Regions from separate parts of the Homo sapiens genome. Here region 1 is linked to region 2. The links are chromatin loops, found by intact Hi-C in ENCODE. Cell type or tissue: ascending aorta. All regions are shown on one strand. Each heading gives the region's core, and the rest is flanking DNA. Links, peaks and the distances in the headings are about the cores only. Region 1 holds the start of LOC105376367 (a long non-coding RNA gene). Region 2 overlaps LOC107984195 (a long non-coding RNA gene).

Region 1 (9,940 bases), core at 4,099-6,598, 110 kb after region 2:
CCGAGAGGTAGGTTTTCAATCTTCACCCTCCTCATGCCTCCACCCTCGAATAGGCCCCAGTGGGTATCATCCCCTTCTTTGTGTTCACATGTCCTCAATGGGAATTTTCCAATAAACAGCCTCACTCCCCTCCTGTACAGGGCCTATCACCCTGGGGTTTCAGAGAGAGTCAGATATTGGGGTGCTCCCTATCTAGATTTAATAGCTCACCTGCAATACCTGTGATTTCATTCCTTTCATTTATAAAAGTTTATACTCCCTATTGTGTTCTTATATTCTCAAAATATAAGCACAGAAAGCTACTTTCAAAGTCAATGAAAGGAAAAGTGTCCACCTTTTGCCTCTCCCTGGCTGCCTCTCCGATCTTTTCTTGCTACCTGAATTTCTTGATCTTGTTTCAGACCCAATCAGCAGCCCCGCTGGGATTTGTGAAAGCTTCAGGGGACCCTTCCCCTAAGAGCTAAAAAGCGAAGGCGGAAAAGGACCCTGCAGGACCAGACTGAAAGGTAAATGTAGAAGACAGCACGGTCTCCTGAACAGATCCCACCAACACCACTGCCAGGGTTCAGCACCACCCACGCTGAGCCCCGGGTCACTGTTCAGCACCACCCAGGCTGAGCCCCGGGTCACTGAAGATCTGGTTTCAGGAGGGCTGCAGAGTGAACGCCAAATGCTTCACGCTGCGAACACTGGAGGGATAAAAGCATCTTTTTCTCCCTGGCCTGGATTTCAGATTTCTCTGTAAAAGGCAGAACTGTGCACTAGCAGGCAGCTAACCCTTTTTCCTTTTTTAAGAAATAAAAAGGATACAGCAAAAGGGGAAAATCCAAAAATAAAATTCAGTCATCTAATCAGAAAGAATCCCACCAGCCTGGCAGAGTTCATCCGTGTGCAGTGCTTATAACGTTTAAAAAAAAAAATCTTTTATTTTGCGTTTGGTTCATACTTTCTGAAGACCTCCTCCTAAAGCATTACAAAAGGTAGCATTTTGTGTGTCTCAGGTCTTTTAAAAATCACCCCATATTATCTGAGAGTAAAAAAAAAAAAAAAAAAAAAAAAAACAGCTGGAGGCTTTTTCTGCAAAAAGGTGTTTAATTCTATACTCCAGGCAGCAGTGACAGAAGCTACAAAAGTCACCCCCACTCGATGAAGACAAAATTATAAACCAAGTTGTTTTACACTGATTCAAATACAGGTTAAATTTATTGGACTGATCCTTACTTACAAAAGTACTTTTCGGTATTTAAGGTAATTTTTAATGTATTTTTCTTAAAGTGATAGTTTCATGCAATCTTTATGGCAAGTTTTGCTGCATGTTTATTTTCTGAATTGTATTCATGTTTGATAATCGTTTGGAACTGTATTCTGGTGTGCGCGCTTAGTCAACACAGGATGTGGAAGACGGTACCAGTCAATCTCCATGGTAACCACACTGGCCACCCTCCAAGCATTTTACACAGGTTGCCTCATGTGTCCTCTGCCACAAACCAACCAGAGGAGGTAGCACTGTTAGCATCCCCATTTCACAGATGAGGAATCCGAGGCCCAGAGCTTTTCAGTTGCTCCCTCCAGGTCACAGGGCTGACCCGGGGCAGGGTGAGGACACACTCTGGCTTCGGGCTGCCGGGAGCCCTGAGTACCACACATACATTACGGAGACCCTACTTCCTCCTCCAGGGTAAGGAAGATCTTCCCACCCGCTACGGCCAAAGCTTTTGCCTTTCTGTAACCTCTATTCCATAATAAAGCCAAAAGAACTTTCAGAAAGAAAACCTGAACAGCAGGGTGGTGGAGCCACCCACTTTCCACGCGCGTATCCGGCTTTTCTCCTGCAGCGTGCTGTGTTTGAAGTCAGTCATGTGGATGCAGCCATCAGTAGTTTGTGTCTTCAGGCAACGCTGGAAAAGGACTAGAGGCCCTGGGGTGTTGGGAAGACACCACTCTGGTTTGGGTGGTGAGTGATAAAGGTTGCATACGTAAAATTTCACTGATTTGTGCACTTCACTGCAAATTATACCTCTGTAAATAAAACACAGTGGGGCAAACTGTTTTAAAAAAGTCAATGTTATTAGAGCATTTACCTTCTTAAAAATCTCTGATAATCGCCCATCGCTGTTAGCCCCAATTTAGTGCCACCTCCCTCAGCCTCCCTTCCACCCTCTCCACATCCCACCGGACTGGCCCCCTGGTCATCCTCCAACGTGCCAAGCCCCATCCTCTCCTACCGCTGGGCTCTGGGCATGACCTTGCCTGTGTCCAGAACATTGAGCCATTTGCCTGGCCAACACTAACTCTTCATTTAGATCCGAGCTTCCACAGAAAAAATTAGGTCAGGTCACCAAAATACACCCCTTTCTGGCTCCTCTCTATGTTTCTTTCATGATTATAGTTTTACATTTTTTTTTTTGCTGTTGCTATTTTTTGTTTGTTTTCATTTTAATAGATTTTATTCTTTTTATTTATTTTATTTTATTTTATTAAGACAGTGTCTGGCTCTGTCCCCAGGCTGGAGTACAGTGGTCTGATCATAGCTCATTGCAACTTCCACCTCCACCTCTCAAGCGATCATCCTGCCTCACACTCCCAAGTAACTGGGGCTACAGGCTCATGCCACCACACCTGGCTAATTTTTGTATTTTTTGTAGAGACAGGGTTTCACCATATTGCTTAGGCTGGTCTTGAACTCCTGGGCTCAAGTGATCCGCCCGCCTTGGCCTCCCAAAGTGCTGGTATTATAGGCATTAGCCACCATGCCTGGCTGATTTTATGCTTTAGAGAAGTTTTAGGTTTACGCAACCATAAGAGGAAAAGTCAGAGAGTTTTCCCCCGACATTCCCTGCCCCATTTATGTGCAGCCTCCCCCATCAGTACCAGCACATTTGTCTTTCCAGTTCTTCACTTCGTGTGCTTTTCCTTCTTGACTGTAAACTCCATAAGGACAAGAACTGTCTGCTTTTGTTCTAACGTATCTCTATCCTTTTCTCTGATACACCACTGCTTCTTTTCTCTGAATTTTAAATTCAGTTCTTATTCTAGTTTGCTTTGCAGGTCAGTGAATTTGATTCAAACACTTATTATTAGACTTGTAAAAATAAATTTTTATTTTATTTTTGGGAGAGGGGATATAGCTGTAAAATGACTTTTAAAACAAAGGCTTAGTGGTCTGCAAAGGTAGTAGAGTCTAACACGGAGAAACCAGAAACTTTGAGGTTTATAATTGAATTATTTGTAACTAAATGAAAGAAAGTTTACTGGAAGCTGTATCCCTAATTCCTAAAGATTACAGAGCTTTCTTAGAATTGGGTGTTAAAAATCACAGCACAAAAGGAAAAAGAAGATTAAAAAGATTTTTTTTCTGTGACTCATTAAAAGAGAAAGAGAGAGGTGGAGGAAGAGAGAGAGAGAGAGAGAGAAAAAGAAAGAAAGAGAAAGAAAGAGGGAGGGAGCTAGGGAAGGAAGAAAGGAAGGAAGGAGAGAGGGAGGGAGGGAAAGAAAGAAGAAAAGAAAGAAAGAAAAGAAATAAGGAAGGAAGGAAAGAAAGAAAGAAAGAAAGAAAAAGAAAAGAGAAAAAGGAAGGAAGGAAAGAAAAAAAGCAAGGAGGGAGGGAAAGGGAGGGGGGGGATGGATAAAAAGAACAGAAAAAAGAATGAAAGTTTAAAAATGAAAGAAATGAAGGAAGAAAAGATAAAAGAAGAAAGGAAGAGAGGGGGGAAAATCTCCCAGTTTCTATATAAAACAGGAATAAGAAATTTGTATAGACAGCGACTGCTCCCTTTAAACCCCACCCTGGTCCTCAATTGGCTAGAATTTTGATTTCCCACCTAATTTCATCAAACTCCTCTTACTCATGTTGCAAGACACAGTCTCCGATATTTTCTATTTTATCCCTACTATTCAATTATAATATATTCCACAATGTCTTAATCTATTAAATTCTACTGTATTCTATTTTAGAACTCTACTTTGCAACTAAATTATTTTACCGCTATGACATGCCTTTGAAAAAGGAGCGTGCCAGATGCAAAGGTTGGTGTTCATGAGGTAGAGCCTACCGAGAAAGGGCCAAACAGAAATCTGCTCAAACTGGTTTGCAGCCACTGTGGAAGCTGAGAAGCCTGATTGTCACTGGCCAAGTCTCCCTTTTCAGTGACTTGTTCTGTTAGCATTCCTTTACCTCTCTGGAGATATGAACTACGATGGTTGTAGAGGCTTCACATAATTCTCATCCATAAATACAGAAGGAACCTTTCCCGGAGTTTCTCTGAAGTTTGGTATGAATCGGAGAAGCACGGGGTCATATACATCTGCTCAGTGAAGGGAGGCCCTTTTGCAGTCCAGAGCTGCTCAGAAACTTTAACCTAAATTATGCACCAGTTGAAAAGCCCTGTAGTGAGTGAACCACCACAAAAATAAATTGTCAGATGAAAACCACATATCCATCCGTTCCGTCCTGTGACTCAGAGTCAGGTATTCACACAAATTGCCAGTCAAGGCTGTGACAGTAGCACACAAGGGCTTCTGCGAAACTCAATCAGTTAGCAAAAGTGACCGTCCATACAGCAGCATCTAGATGAGTTTATTACGGTGTGCCTTTGATATCTAGAGAAATGGATGGAATGTTTAACTTTAAAATCAGTTGTGATGGCAACTGTTGTTAACAACAGCTTTGACTACTGGCTGGGGGACAAGGCTGATAGCGTCTGTTTAACTGGCAATGTCTGTTAACCAGAGGTGAAGGCTCTCTCATTAACGGATTTTTAAGGCTTAGCAGAATATTTAGAACTCAATAAATGTCTGCTGAGTGAATGAATGCACAATTAAAATGTCTTCAGTGGGCCGGGCGCGGTGGCTCATGCCTGTAATCCCAGCACTTTGAGAGACCGAGGCGGGCGGATCGCCTGAGGTCGGGAGTTCGAGACCAGCCTGATCAACATGGAGAACCCCTGTCTCTACTAAAAATACAAAATTAGCTGGGTGTGGTGGTGCATGCCTGTAATCCCAGCTACTCAGGGGACTGAGGCAGGAGAATCGCTTGAACCGGGGAGGTGGAGGTTGTGGTGAGCCGAGATTGTGCCATTGCACTCCAGCCTGGGCAACAAGAGCAAGACTCCATCTCAAAAAAAAAAAAAAAAAAGTCTTCAAAATTTTTAGCTGGATGACGACAGAGGGGAATCCAAAATTCCTTCCATTCTAAACACCAGAGGCCGCTTTGAGAAAATGTTCCTCCCACACTCACTTCTTTCCAGGCTCTCCATGAGTCCCGCCAGGGCCCATGGGCCTCTTTACCTCCAATAACTTCCCTTCTGTGACTCCAAACGCTGCTACCAGAATGTCAGCTTTGCAGGCCCCAGGCCTGTCCACCACAATCTCTTCTTCCTGGAATCTTGTACTTCAGCTGGAGCAAATCTTTGAACTCACCGATGCCTCAATCCATCAGCCTCATTCTTTCTCCTCACCCACTGTTATCTTCCCTAAGAAGATGAGTGGTTTCCCCTCCCTGCCCTTCCTACTGATGTTCCATAGAAATAGAGCCCCCAGGTTTATCTTGACAAATGACTGGGCAGAATAGATTCTCTATATTGAAGCTAACCATGAAGGAAAGTGTCATTTGATGGTTTCCAGGAATATCCCTTAAAACATGTCTTTTCCACTTCATTTTTGTGTCCCTTCTTATCCTGCTGCTTGGAACGTGGATGTGATGGCTGGTGCTCTGGGCGCCTCTTTGGGCCATGAGGGTAAAAGTTAGGGATGGCAGAGTCTGGGTGTCTCAGGAACACATGTACCTGGGCTGCCCTACTCTGTGTTGGTCACCCACCTCCTGATTTTAATGTGAAAGAAACAACAACAGGCTGGGTGCTGTGGCTCACATCTGTAATCCCAACACTTTTGGAGGCTGGGGAGGTTGGATCACCTGAGGTCAGGAGTTTGAGATCAGCCTTGCCAACATGGCAAAACCCTGTCTCTACTAAAAATACAAAAAAAAAAAAAAAAAAAAAAAAAAAGCTGGGTGTGATGGTGCACACCTATAATCCCAGCTACTCAGGAGGCTGAGGCAGGAGAACTGCTTGAACCCAGGGGGCAGAGGTTGCAGTGAGCCAAGATCGCACCATTGTAGTCCAGCCTGGGTGACAGAGTGAGACTCTGTCTCAAAAAACAAAAAAGAATAATAATAACAAAAACCCTTCAATTGTATTCAAGACCCTTTAGTTTTGGTCTTTGTTACTTGGAGAAGAACCTGATCTGATCCTAGCTGAAATATTATTCATCTCACCTTGCCCAACTCTCTCTGGCTGAACTCCCCTGGCAAATCCCAACCCTGGTCAAAATGTCATCCACACCCACCGAGGGTTAGCATTAGGGTTAGGGTTAGAGGTTAGGGTTAGGGGTTAGGGTTAAAGCTTAGGGGTTGGAGTTGGGGTTAGGGTTAAGCATTAGGGTTAAGGTTAGGGTCATAGTAAGGCTTCAGGGTTATGGTCAGGGTTTAGGGTTAGGGTTAGGTTTAGGGTTAGGGTTAGGGTTAGGGTTAGGATTAGGCTCCCAACCATGCCTGTAACTCAGCAGTGGAATCAGGAAGGGAAGGTAGCCTCCCCCTTCCTGCCACTGTGATGACAGCTTCACTTTGTTCAGGCCCTGATCTTAGGTGCACCCACACTCCCACCTGCAGCTCCCTGCACCTTCACTGTCTCTGCCTCACTCCACAGGCCTCCCCAACAGAGGTACACACTCTCTGCTAACAATCCTTCCTCACACTCCATTAGAAAGTGAAAAGATTTGTTTAGGAACATCCTGGTTTTTCCAACACTGTGACTGCCTGCACACGGCGTTGCTACCCTCACTCGTGCCTTCCTCGTGTCACTGTAAGTCGTCCTGCCCTCGGCAAAGGTCCTATCCTCCCCTTGCGTTTTCAGCCCAGCCAAGCGCTCCTTGTCTTCTCAAGAACGTGACTGATAATTTTCCTTCCCCTTCTGCAGGATGAGTGTCCCTCTTCTCTAGCATCACCATCTACAAACCCACGTGGCTTAGTAACCTCTGTCATTTAAACAAAACAGAGGAAGACCCAGTGTCACTGCACACACACCTCTCTCCACAGTCCCACGACTTTGCTAATCTTCATGCGCTCACCCCTTAGGGAATCACCTTTCCTTGTCCTCTCCGACCCCCCACCCACTCCAAAAGTCTGCTCTGGCCATGTCCCAGGGAAACTGCTCTGGCCAGCCAAGCCCCAGGGACACCACGATTCCAGAGCCAGCAGTGGCATCTCACTTCTGAATCTGCTTGACCTAGCAGCATTAAGCCCCTTGGTTGCTCAGTACCTTTCTCCTGAAACATTTTCGTCTCCTTCAGATTTTTCTCGCATGTGGCTGGCTACTCTGCAGTTTCCTGGTTCTCTTCCTGGATTTGTCTTCTGCAGAGGCAGGGACCTAGAGCACCATTCCCTTCTCTGTGCTGGGTCGCAGGGCCTTCAATACAGCTCTCTCTAGAGGCAGTCTAGAGTCCTGTTCCCCCAAATTCTGCGTGCTCGGATTTTACCACATACTTGTCACCTCCCTGGCTTGGTGTCTCCCTGAATGTCTTCTTCTCTGAGTTTTCTCAGTAAACCAGCTGATAATTTAATTTATCCTGGTCCCTCCCTCTTTCTTTTAGTCTGAATACTTAATCTTTGAGCAATCCTATCAACTTTGAGATCACACTGAGTCAGAGCCCTTCCCTGTAATGCTGATATCATGCCTTACTCGGAGTCACCGACATCTCTCTCGCCCGGGCTACAGAGCACTTTTCACAACCTTGTTCTCTGCTTGCCTTTTCCCTTCTTTTCCTGTCTGCCCGTCCCTGTCCCCCTTTCCTACATTATAAGCACTATGGGCACCTTCTTGCCCTTCCCCTCACCCCCCTCCATGGCTCTGGCATCTTGAGCAGCTCTGGGGAACCTAGTAGGCCTCAGTTTTTGTTCATGGAGTGAACAACAAATTAGTACATTGTGAAGTGCATCAACTGCGTCTTGGTCTCGAAGCCGGCCCAGCTAAAATGCAGCCTTTCCTGTGTTTTGGGGGCTATACAAGGAAGCTTGCAGTGGTTCAAAGAGTGATGCCATGAAATAGCATCGTCTGTGGGATTCTCTGGCCTCAGGCAAAGCGTGGAGAGGCAGCAGCAGGCTGGCAGCAGCTCTAGAAACAAAGGCAGAGGAGGCCTGTCACGTATCTTCCCTCCTTCCTTCCTTCCTTTCCTTGTTTCTTCCCTTTCCTTTCTTTCCTTTTTTCTCTTTCTTCCTCCCTCCCTTCCTTTCTGCCTGCCTCTCTCTCTTTTTCTTTCTTTCTTTCTTCCTTTCTTTCTTTCCTTCCTTCCTTCCTTCCTTCCTTCCTTCCTTCTTTCTTTCTTTCTTTCTTTCTTTCTTTCTTTCTTTCTTTCTTTCTTTCTTTCTTTCTCTTTCTTTCCTTTTTTTTCCACAGAGTCTCACTCTGTCACCCAGGCTGGAGTGCAGTGGCACGATCTGAGCTCACTGCAACCCACACCTTTCAGGTTGAAGCAATTCTCATGCCTCAACCCCCTGAATAGCTGGGGTTACAGGTGCACGCCACCACACCAGCCTCATTTTTGTATTTTTAGTAGAGATGGGGTTTCACCATGTTGACCAGGCTGGTTCGAACTCCTGAGCTCAAGTGATCTGCCCACCTCAGGCTCCCACAGTGCTGGGATTACAGGTGTGAGCCACTGCACGGGGCTGTGTCACGCATGTTCAACACGGGCCAACCGCGTGTGTGTTCAATGAGTTACGTTTTACACGACGCCGGCATTTGGGCCTTGAATTGATCATTTTCTCCTTTGTGTGCTTTTCTGCTCATTTGGGTTTGAAATTTATGGGCAGTCCTTCATCCTGTTTTACAAACATGTTGATTACGGCAGCCCCTTGCAAATGCGTTGTGAATTCTCCCTCCAGCAGCTAAAGCTTTCAAGTCAGGGCGTGGCCTTTTTATTGCTCTGAATTCCTTTTCAAAGTCAATTTGTCAAAAGAAATCAGCCTCAGTTAATCGAATTGTCCTTTTTATTCAATGTTTGATGTGTGGAATCTTTCCAGAAGCGTGGTAACATTTTGTTTTATTAGAGACTAGCTTCCACTACTGGTTTCAGAGAACTTTCCGGCTCCTTCCTCAGGAACTTGCTTTTAGATCGGCCGTGGAGACTTCAAACTCCAGGACTCTTAGCAAAGGGCATGTGAAGCAGCACCTGTTTTGCTGCCGCTGTGGACTCTCAGCTCCCTTTGATGTCTCCGTGTTCTTGGAAGTGTGTATCAGCTCCCCTGACGTCTTAGCGGCCTAGGACTGAGGGAGGAGAATCGCTCTATGAGAAACAGGGAACTTACCCCGGTTGAACAAGTGAACGACAAAAATCTCCTTAGCCGAGGAAGAGCAGCGTCTTTTAGCCATGCTTTCTCGGAGCCATGCTGTCGTGAGACATCCCAGCACTCTTCCTCTTCCCCTGGGATTCCAAGAAGTTTTTTTTTTTTTTTTTATTTCATTTTTTAATGTATTTCAGCTTAACTGAGGATTAATTGACAAATAAAAATAGTATATATTCAAGGTGTAGAATGTGATGTTTTGATATACATATACATTGTAAAATGATTACCCCAATCAAGCTAATTAACACGTCCACCACCTTCCCTTTGTGTATGTGTGTGTCGTGACAACACTTAAAATCTACTTTCTCAGCAAATCCCAAGTATACAGTACATTGTTGTAAACTATAGTCACCACGCTGAACCTTGGTTCTCTAGAATCCATTCCTCTTATAACAGCAAGTTTATGCCCTTTGATCAACAGCCCCCCATCCGCCCATCTCCTGGACCCTGGCAACCTCTGTTCTATTCTCTGCTTTTGTGAATCAGCATGTCTAGACTCCACATGTAAATGAGATCATGCGGTGTTTGTGTCTCTGCACCTAG
Region 2 (9,940 bases), core at 3,396-5,895:
TTTATTATTTATAATATATAATTACATAAATATATCATTTGTAACAGTAATATAATTCATAATGATAATAATTTATAAGAATATATAATTATATGGTATATAATTATAACAATTTATAATGGTAATATATAATAGTATCTTTATTTATAAATATTTTAATTATAAATTATTTACAAGTAATATTATAAATAAACATAGTATTTATGTATATGATACATTTATATTATATATAACATTATATAATATACTATAGCTGTATCATACCTTAGTCAATTCCAGTGTCTAAGAGTGTGCAGGATTGGTTCTGCAGTCTGTCGTGTCTGCTGTGTCTCACTCATTGTGCCTTCTTCCTTGAGGTGTTGTGTGTGGTATCATGATGTTTTTCATCATCTTTGAAACCTACCACCGTGAGAATTATCTGAGGCTGTGTTCTAGGTCTATTTCTCTAGAAAACATTTGTATTTGCTTCTTTTAAGCATATTATTTTAAACTTCAAAATTGTCTTCAAGGTTTACTGGACCAAAAATTTTGCTGAAAATTTATTCGGACAGCATTACAATTTGATGTGAGGGCCAGGTTCTGGTTATGATCAGGAGTGCTTTGTTGATTCATTTCCCTACACTCAGGGCCAGGATGATGGAATGCACATCTTTCTGGTGTTCCCTTCTGTCAGGTGTGTTTATTTCTAGTTCACTCTCATGCAGAAGGTGCAGCCATCGAAGTCTCCTTCTGACCCCGCCTGGTGGTTCTGAGCCTTGGCCTCTCCTCCCACAGACCCTCCACTGTCATCTGAGATTCCCTGGAGACGAAGGCAGCTTTGGGGCTCAGCCTACATCTGACTTTATCTGACTTTGTCCTTTATTGTGGGTGTGAGAGTGGTGGAACTGTGATCCTAAATTACTTTTTGACAGTCCAGCAACAGTGTATGTGTGTGCATGCATGTATGTGTGTGGATATGAGCCTTAAGATTTTCTGGGAGGAATAATGAGATAGTATTTCATGTGTATTTGTGTGTGTTCTGTGTATGTTATTTATTTCCAGAATGGCAGAAAGCTCGTGGTGGCAGAAAACATTTCTTTCATGCATCTGTCAGTGTTCTCTGTGCAGCTGGAAATGTTGTGAATATCTGGTTTTTATAGTAAGTTTTCTGCCATGGATTTGCCCAATAGCTAATCAACATTGATACGGTTTGGTTCTGTGTTTCCACCCAAATCTCATCTTGAATTGTAATTCCCACCTGTCCAGGGAGGCAGGTGATTGGATCATGGAGGTAGTTTCCCCCATGCTGTTCTCGTGATAGCGAGTGAGTTTGCACTAGATCCCTGATGGTTTTATAAGCGTTTGACAGTTCCTCCTTCGCACACACACTCTCTTCTGCTGCCTTGTGAGGAAGGTACCTACTTCCCCTTCCATCATGACAGTAAGTTTCCTGAGGCCTCCCGAGCATGCAGAACTCTGAGTCAATTAAACCTCCTTTGTTTATAAATTAACCAGTCTGGGTAGTATCTTTATAGCAGTATGAGAACAGACTAACACAAACACCGTCTACCTCTGTAATCTATGGACACCACCAAGCATTCGTAGCAGCCAAGCCCCTGTGATCAAGCCCACTTGATCAGGTCTGCCATTCGGACTCTTGGGCCTCTTGCATCATCAGGGGAGCAGACCTTCTTTTTAATATGTCCATGAGTAGATTTGGAAAGAACAGTTTCTGTGGGCATGTTTCTCACAGAGAAGAAAAACACAGAAATCAGCTGATTATCCCTTGTAATGAAAGAATGTTCAGCTTGATGATATCTTTAATAACCAGAAAATTAACTATGAAATACTCTAGACTCTGGGTGGAAAGAGAAAACAAAAAGCAAAAAAAAAAAAATAGCAACCTCTTATTTAACTTTGCATTTGTTTAATATTTTATGAATAAAGAGGTTAAGTATTGTCCAGTGTTATGAAGATGAGAGAAATACTTTCTTTTCTTCTTTTTCAATAAGTAGATTTTTATCATCTCTTTTTCTGACCATGAGAATAATTCATGATCATACAAGACGGTCAGGGTTCAAATACCAGCTCCACTGGTCACTAGTTTTATGAACTTGTAAAATTGTTTCAATTCTGCATGCCTCATTTATAAAAGCACAGAATCGCGGTGATTCTGACCTGAGGCAGTTTTGAGACTTCAGCTGTAAATGATTGTAAAACTTTCTGTGGAGCCTGGCACTTGGGAACCACAATCACACAAATGGTAATCAAAAAAATAAAAATAATCTTATAATATCTTGGTTAAATATGTATATATATATATATATATATGTATATAATCAATATTGAAAAACATAAATAAGTGAAATTGCCAATGATGTCGCCCTGGGAATTAGTTACTGACGGCATAGGTTGTGTTTCTCCCGAGCAATGCACCGGGAGCTTCTTGTCTTCTCTTCCCAGATCCCTTTCTTCGATGTTTGTGTTTGTGTGTAGTTTTTTCTAATAGAAATGAGATGTACTACCTCACATGTGCTACCTTCTTTTATCAAATAACTATATATTATGGTTATTATTATATTGCAATAAGTATAGATCTAGAATAGATGATCATTTTAATGGTTACATAATAGCCCATTGTATAGTTATAACATGATTTATTTGTCCAATCTCCTGTTGGTAGGTTTGAATGTTTTTATTTCCCTTTCTTCTGCTTCTCTGTAATGGCTATTGTCAGTTTTTGTGAACTTGACTACTGATTTCTGTAGGATAAATTCCAAGAAGTGCGATTGTACAATCAAACAGCCCACGTTGCTGAAGTTTTTCAGCTGTACTTCCCAATTGCATTCCAAAAATTTTGTAATTGCTGGGCACAGTGGCTCACATTTATAATTCCAGTTACTTGGGAGGCTGAGGCAGGAGGATCACTTAAGCGCAGGAGCTCCAGAATGGCTTGGGCAACATAGCGAGACCCTGTTTAATATATATATATATAATTTACACTCCCATAAATGATGCATAAGTGTAGCCACTTTTTCACTTTTTTTTTGTAATTTTGGATCATTCAATAGACAAAAATACTTTCTTTGTTGCAGTAATTCATGTAGTTTTGATTGCCAGTATAAGTGGGTGCAACCATGCAGCATATGTAACATTATGCTGGCAGCTTCTCTATGTGGCAGGAGACAGTGTCACCACAGCAGATATTGAATGAGACTCCCTACCCTGCGGCCAAGGCTTTCCCACCCTGAAACACAGCGCGATGCAGAGTTCTGCCGTTGGCTCAGGCTTGCTTGCAAAAGCAATGCAAAATTTTCTGGAAAAGATGAGTATCAAGAACCCATCTCTGGTCCAGAATTCAAAATATGAAAGCCTATTCAAGGTAGAACAGAGCATGGCAGGTGAAGGGATTATGACCAAGATTTGAAACCCACACATCAAAGAGAAACAGAGAACCTTACCAGCTGGAGGAAGGTGGAAGCCAAACTCAACACAAGAGCTGGGGAAGAGTATGTGGGAAGAGCTGGTGTCGTCCAAGCACGTGGTTGAAGCTGGAACATGCTTCAAAAGCAGCTGTTACAGCCCAGAGTCCCACCTCAGGGAACAGTGCCCCAGCACATGATCCTGAACTGGAAGGGTTATGTCCCTGGAGCCTGTGGGGGGCCAGGACCCAGAACAGGATGGGGACTCCAACCCCAATGGACACACCATTCAACTGAGCACTACAGTGACGACCACAAGCGTGGTAGGAGACTCCTCCATTGTAGCCGTCCTTCCTCTTTGCCTGATATTCAGACAAAAAACCCCCAAGACCTCTGAATCATTGAGAGGAAGTCTTGAGACCAGGACCCACCGTGCCATCGTTTCTGTTCATGAGAGCACACCGACATTTGAGCAATTTGCTGGAGAAAAAGAAAAAAAAAAAAAAAGCAAGTGAAACATACCAGTCATAATAGCGCTGTTGAAAGAAAGTTTTGCCTGTTTGTTGACATTTTGAAATTCCTGTTTTGAGGATTTTCTATTTATATCCTGTATCCATTTTTCCTCCCTGGATCTTGCTCGTTTTCTCAGTGACATGGAAGAGCTGTTTATATGCGAGCGATGCCAACTGTTGTTGTGTGTTTTGGAAATATTAGTGAAGGAAAACAGCTAGAGAGAGAGAAAGTGAAATGGGAAGTAAAACAACTTTTTGTTTTTAAGACGTCCTTATTTACTTGCCACTCTAGCTAATAAATTCTTGTCAATTAAGTAATAAAAACCTCATAAAATTCTTTAGAAACCTTTTAGAACACCAGATCCTTAAAGAAGACTGGTAACTCCCAAGTTATTTAGGACACAGAAGCTCGCGCAGATAGGCTGGGAGCTGGGGAGGAAAACGAGAGCAGGAAGTAAAAGGAGGGTCTGGACTGACAGTGTCGCATGTGATTTGGCAAAGGGAAAGTTAGAAACAAATTTCCATTTGCTTGTGAACATTTGTGTGTGGTCAAACTATTCTTGACCATTCCAGAAAACTGACCCATACTCACAGTTGGAACTGAGACAAGGAATACATTGTTCAAAAAACAATTTGACCTATTTTAGACAGAAAACATAAACCTTGAAATCACATTTCAAAAGATTAAAAGTCAAAAGGCTGATTTCAAGTTGTAGCATGAATGTTTATTCGTAGGAAACCAGCAGCAGATTAATTATTCTTATATATTCAAGTGAGCACAGATTGAAAACCAGCCTTTTGCCGGGATACTATGTCAACACCAAAATTTTAAAATGTGAATGAAACAAATGATCTCCTTCAAGAAGCTCAAATTCTGTAAAGGAAGGGCAGATGTATAAACAGACAAGTGCAAGTGAGTATTAGTTATAGAACTGTAATGACAAAGACAGCATAGCAAAGTGGTTAAAATGGAAGCTCCGAAGACAGAATAACTAGGTTCCAGTTATTAGCTGTGTGACCACAGGCAAGTTGCTCAGACTCTCTGTGCCTCAATTTCTCATCTACAAAATGGAAATAATACTAGAACCTACCTCGTAGTTTGACCTTGGGATTACATTCATTAGTTGATACCCATAAGCATTCTGAATAATGCCTCCCATGTTATAAGCACTCAGTAAGTGTTAGTTGTTATGATGCTCATAAAGAGCTTCACATCTCAGTCTCATCATCTGTAAAATGGGGATAGCAATCCCTGCCTGCTCCAGTGATGACTATGATGCTTCTGTGAGAACATGAGAAAGTGCAAAGACTTGGAGTGTGATTAAGACCGGCCAAGGGAAAAATGTGATTTTAGCTCATACAAATCCATCCAAAGTATCTCCACCAAATAAAAATAATGTGTAAGTTTCTTATTATTACGTAATAAGTACCATTTCCCTTAATTTTCCACAATGGTTCACTTTGTGCTTTTACAAACATTGTCAGTAATGAGGCTCAAATTGCTGTTTGGCATCAATCGGCGGTCACTACTTCACATGTCATGAATTTCATTAAAGAGAAGCAAGTCAGAGGTAGACATCCAGATGGCACAAGACTCTAGGTAAAGCCCCCTTAACTTTCCAAGGATGTGGAACAGTCTATGAACACATGTTCCAGGCAAGGCAGCCACATGCACCATGCGCACCCAGGATGTGAGGATTAGAACCATGGCAATGGGTTTCCCTACCACACAAAGTCCTCCCAGCCCAGCCAAGGATTAGTAGGAATGAAGTGGTAGGACTAGATTTGCTGATTCTCATCAACAAATTCATCATTTACTTTACTACTTTACTCAAGATCAGCTCAGCCAGCTTAGCTGATTCTGTAGAGAAGTCTGATCTGGTGCCTAAATTCTGCCCCCAGGAACAAATGCCCCGCTAAGGAAACTCGATCACAGAAGACACCGCCCATTCTTCCTCATCCTCAGCCTCTCCTAGGCTCCCTGTTCTCAGTTCATATGCACGTATTGAAAACTTTCAAGCTTGAGCATGGAGGTGGTTCATTTCCAAAACCACGTTCAAATCTTTCGGTGAAACTTTACAAAATAGCAGACAATAGTTGAAGGCAGAATGAATAAGCAGCTCTCATCCAGCACCGTCAAAGATGTCCCGAGTGGAGTCTAGCTCCCAGGCTGTGAGAATGCAATCATAGTTAATTTGACTCTCTTAATACCATGGGAAATATTACTTGTGATTAGAGAATAAAATAAGACTATCTACAGATTTCTATAAGTGAAATGGCTAATGTTCTCATAATTAGATGTTGGCATGTAAAAATAAAAGAACAGTTCTCCTTCCTTGCAGTGAATGGCCACCAGCCGTGTGCTCGCCCTAGGATTTCTAACAGCTCTTTGATAGATCATGGAATGAGACAAAATGTGTTCCCCGGTGTGCTGGTGACTGATCTCTATCCCTGAAATCCATACCCTTATGTAATGTCATATTATTTCTATGCCTACAAAAACCCTAAACAAGGCTGTAAAATCAATGCATTTGTGTTCAGTTTTTTGGTTTCCCCGTTGTTGAATTTAGACTGTTTTAGGTTACTGAGAATATTAGTCAAAGATTGGTTAAATATGTAATTTCTGAGTATCAAGCCAAGAGTTTTAAAAGTACCTCTTTTTTTGTCATAGCTTTTGTTTTGTTGCTATCTTGATCAGTGTTATTGAAGAGACAAAATATCACGGTCTTAGCCTTCTAAGAGTTCACCATTTACGTAGGTCCCAAGGCTCACATTCATGAAACAAGTAGAGGGTAAAGATGAATCCAGGTTTTATGACTGTGAACTTGAAGGATTAAGGACTCAAAGAGAAGTAACACTGACAGCTGGGGTGTTAGGATTCAGGGAGACCTTCTGGACCAAATTGCCTAAGTGGACCATATTGCTCTGGATAAGAAGAGGAGATAGGACAGTGTATTGCAACTAAGGCCCTCTTGGGCCAAGGTCAGATGAGTCCAGGAATAAATCAGACTGGCCTGTGGGGCACTTGGATGGTGGGAGGAGTTTGTTCTCCAGAATAGCAGGATCAGATCCTGGAGGACACAGAGGCTGACGTAGTGCAGTGCACTGAGCTTTTGGAAATGCTCAAGCAAGGAGACAGATGAAAGTAATTTCTAAGGAAGATTAGTCTGGCTGTAGTGCATAGAATGAAAAAGAATATGGAGAGTCCATGTTAGGTCATTCATCTGGGAAAGTGTTGCAATGATCTAGGTATGACAGTTGCACACTCCACCAAAAAGACACACTCAGAGTATCATGTGAGGGGAAATAACACAACTTAGTGGTTAGCATAATGATAAAGATATTTTTTGCTTGGAATATGTGATTTTAATACTTTCCATGGAATCAATAAATCACTCTATTTGGGTCTGTTTAGTCTGCCGTACTTAAAGGGAAAGGAAGCAGAGGCTCTGCTCACAAATCATCAGCAGAATCCTAAAGGAATCTTTGGTTACTTTGAGAATTCCCCATTACCTATATACTTACAATTTGATTTTTAAATAAAACATACTTCCGTATCATTCTGTGTTAGGTTAATCTGCAAAACAACAAATATCTCATACAGAATTTCACATCTTCTCCAGATCCTTCTTCCAAAAGTTGCCGACAATCATACCACTCTCAGCTAGAAGTTGCCGACAATCATACCACTCTCAGATCAGAACTGTAAAGAGTGATAGTCAAGACTTACAGATCAGAACTGTAAAGAGTAATAGTCTCTTGGGCTGGGTACTGTGACTCACACCTGTAATCCCAGCACTTTGGGAGGCCGAGGCAGGTGGATCACCTGAGGTCAGGAGTTTGAGACCAGCCTGACCAACATGGCGAAACCCTGTCTCTACTAAAAATACAAAAATTAGCCGGGCGTGGTGGCGGGCCCCTGTAATCCCAGCTACTAGGGAGGCTGAGGCAGGAGAACCGCTTGAACCCAGGAGGTGGAGGTTGCAGTGAGCTGAGATTACACCATTGCACTCCAGCCTGGGCGAAAGAATGAGATTCTGTCTCCAAAAAAAAAATAAAAAAGTAATAGTCTCTTTATTAGGATTCCATCAACAACCTCCACCCAACAGTTGTCTATCAGATGCTTACTGTGTGCTAGCTGGTATCTCACAGGTTGGGTTCCAGCTGTCAACAAGACAAACCCAGCCTTTATTCTCAGGGGGCTCAGAGCCCAAAACATCCCTCTATAGATAAGGTCTTTTAAAGATTTCCTTTTAAAATTATCTTCCCAGATACTGAATACAACTTGAAAGTAGGTGAGTCTTTCTTTCCCTACTTTTTGTAGTGCAGAATAGATAGTAAATATTTACCAGGGTCTTGTTCATTCATATACCTAAAATGACATTTTAATGAAAATAATTGTAAATCAGTTTATCTTTATGCTCTGAGGGCTTAAGATTTGGCGCGGTTTGGGGCCTTATAATGTATTCTCCTGGCCGAGCCAATTTTCATGATCCAAGCTAACGGCAGGCAGAGCTTCTGGAAAGGCTGGGGCAATGCTTCCAACTTCCTGGGAAGGTGGGGGTTACTCTCATAAACCCAGTGCGGGAGTGTTGTCTGAAGGCCTTGTTGGGAATAAAAAGATAATTAATAGGGTGCATGATACTGAATATAAATTATCCACAGCTATGCCTCCCCTAATTAAACAGAAGAGTGAAAACAAAGGGCAAGGACCAGTTTCACTTGTAACTCTGTTTTTCTACATTGCAATGTTGGAGGCTGGCAGCGCTCCCTATAAATTCTCTTTTTGGTGAACTCTTACATAAGTATTTGTAGGAACAAGTCCAAATAGCTTAGTAAGACACTACACCCCAATTTGTTTCTTAAAACACAAAAAGTAAGAAATAACCTAAAATGATGTAGTATACAGATCTGCAGAAAGGAAGCTTAGATTTAAACGTTCATCTTTTTTTGAGCCAATTTTTTTGGATACTATAAAGTCACCCTTCAAATAAGAAGATGCAAACATGGGTGAGAGCAATAGTCTTCCTCGGAGTGGAAATATCTAATAATTATTTTGAGAATCTATATTTCGAATCTGTCATGTGAGTTCAGGTTTTTTTTTGTTTGTTTGCTTGTTTGTTTATTTTTGTTTTTGTTTTTTGAGACGGAATTTTGCACTTTCACCAGGCTGGTCTTGAACTCCTGACCTCAGGTGATCGACCCGCCTCGGTTTCCCAAAGTGCTGGGATTACAGGCGTGAGCCACGGCGCCCGCCATGAGTTCAGTTTTAAGTGAACTGCTATTTTCTAAAAGGGCATGCTTTAAAAAACAAAAGATGATTTGCTGCACGTAAGAAAATAATGTTATTAAAAATTTACTTGCCAGTCAAAACCTTAAATACCCTAAAATATTCTGGGACTTTCCTGAGCCAATCACATGTGATCACCGGACATTCAGGCAGCATCAGACACCCTGGCTGCTCAGGAGGTGTCACTTCCCCATGCACCCAGGCCTGCTCCCTCCTCTCTGTCATAGAGTTTTATCAGAAGATACAAGCTGCGTGTATTTATTTCCATCTTGCTAGTTAATGCATTGAGAGTAGCTATGCTTTCTAAAATGCTTCCTATTTGTTAGAGCACCACCATTTTGCATTTCCTAAGAAGAAATGGAAGAGACACAAGTGACCAGGCTAAATGGAGACTCAGCTGTTTTATCTGTTATTTAGAACATGCAGTCTTAGAAAATCAGGTCCCTTAGCCTAAGTTTCCAGAAGCTCAGAGCTATTGTAATATGAAAAAGTCTCAACAGAGCCAGAATCTACTCTTAGATGTCCCATACCCAGCCTGCTTCCCTCATCTGAATACTTTGTGAGGGTGGAAAGGGGATTAGAATGTTTTCCATCCATGGTAGCAGTTTTTTTTTTTTTCAATGCAAAAAATACAATTTTAATGACAAGCCATTATCTTCTTTGATCTCAAAAGGAACTTTTGTGCCAGGCATAGTGGCTCATGCCTGTAATTCCAGTGCTTTGGGAGGTCGAGGTGG

Evidence for each region. Hi-C counts contacts between places; a loop is a spot of excess contacts. Peaks named below come from ENCODE experiments on the same cell type or tissue, not always from the same donor. Only the 100,000 strongest peaks of a DNase experiment are listed, where the experiment ranks them.
Region 1: it touches region 2 in a loop (2.6-fold over the local background); 6 of 110 quality-filtered maps call a loop at or near these places.

The regions. Positions count from the first base shown.
Region 1 is chr10:3,940,588-3,950,527 of GRCh38, reverse strand. LOC105376367 (a long non-coding RNA gene) reads right to left here and starts at 7,582. Exons shown (of 3, transcript XR_930585.3): 1 at 7,314-7,582; 2 at 4,175-4,384; 3 at 1,171-2,019. In ascending aorta, for the core only: no CTCF peak of the experiment used is centred there; a DNase peak (open chromatin) is centred at 5,293; H3K27ac peaks cover 2,500 bases.
Region 2 is chr10:4,045,658-4,055,597 of GRCh38, reverse strand. It overlaps LOC107984195 (a long non-coding RNA gene), which reads right to left. Exons shown (of 10, transcript NR_176060.1): 3 at 3,441-3,881; 4 at 265-399. Among named protein-coding and RNA genes, the nearest start is that of MIR6078, 59 kb to the right of the region's middle. In ascending aorta, for the core only: no CTCF peak of the experiment used is centred there; a DNase peak (open chromatin) is centred at 4,357; H3K4me3 peaks cover 1,318 bases; H3K27ac peaks cover 2,500 bases.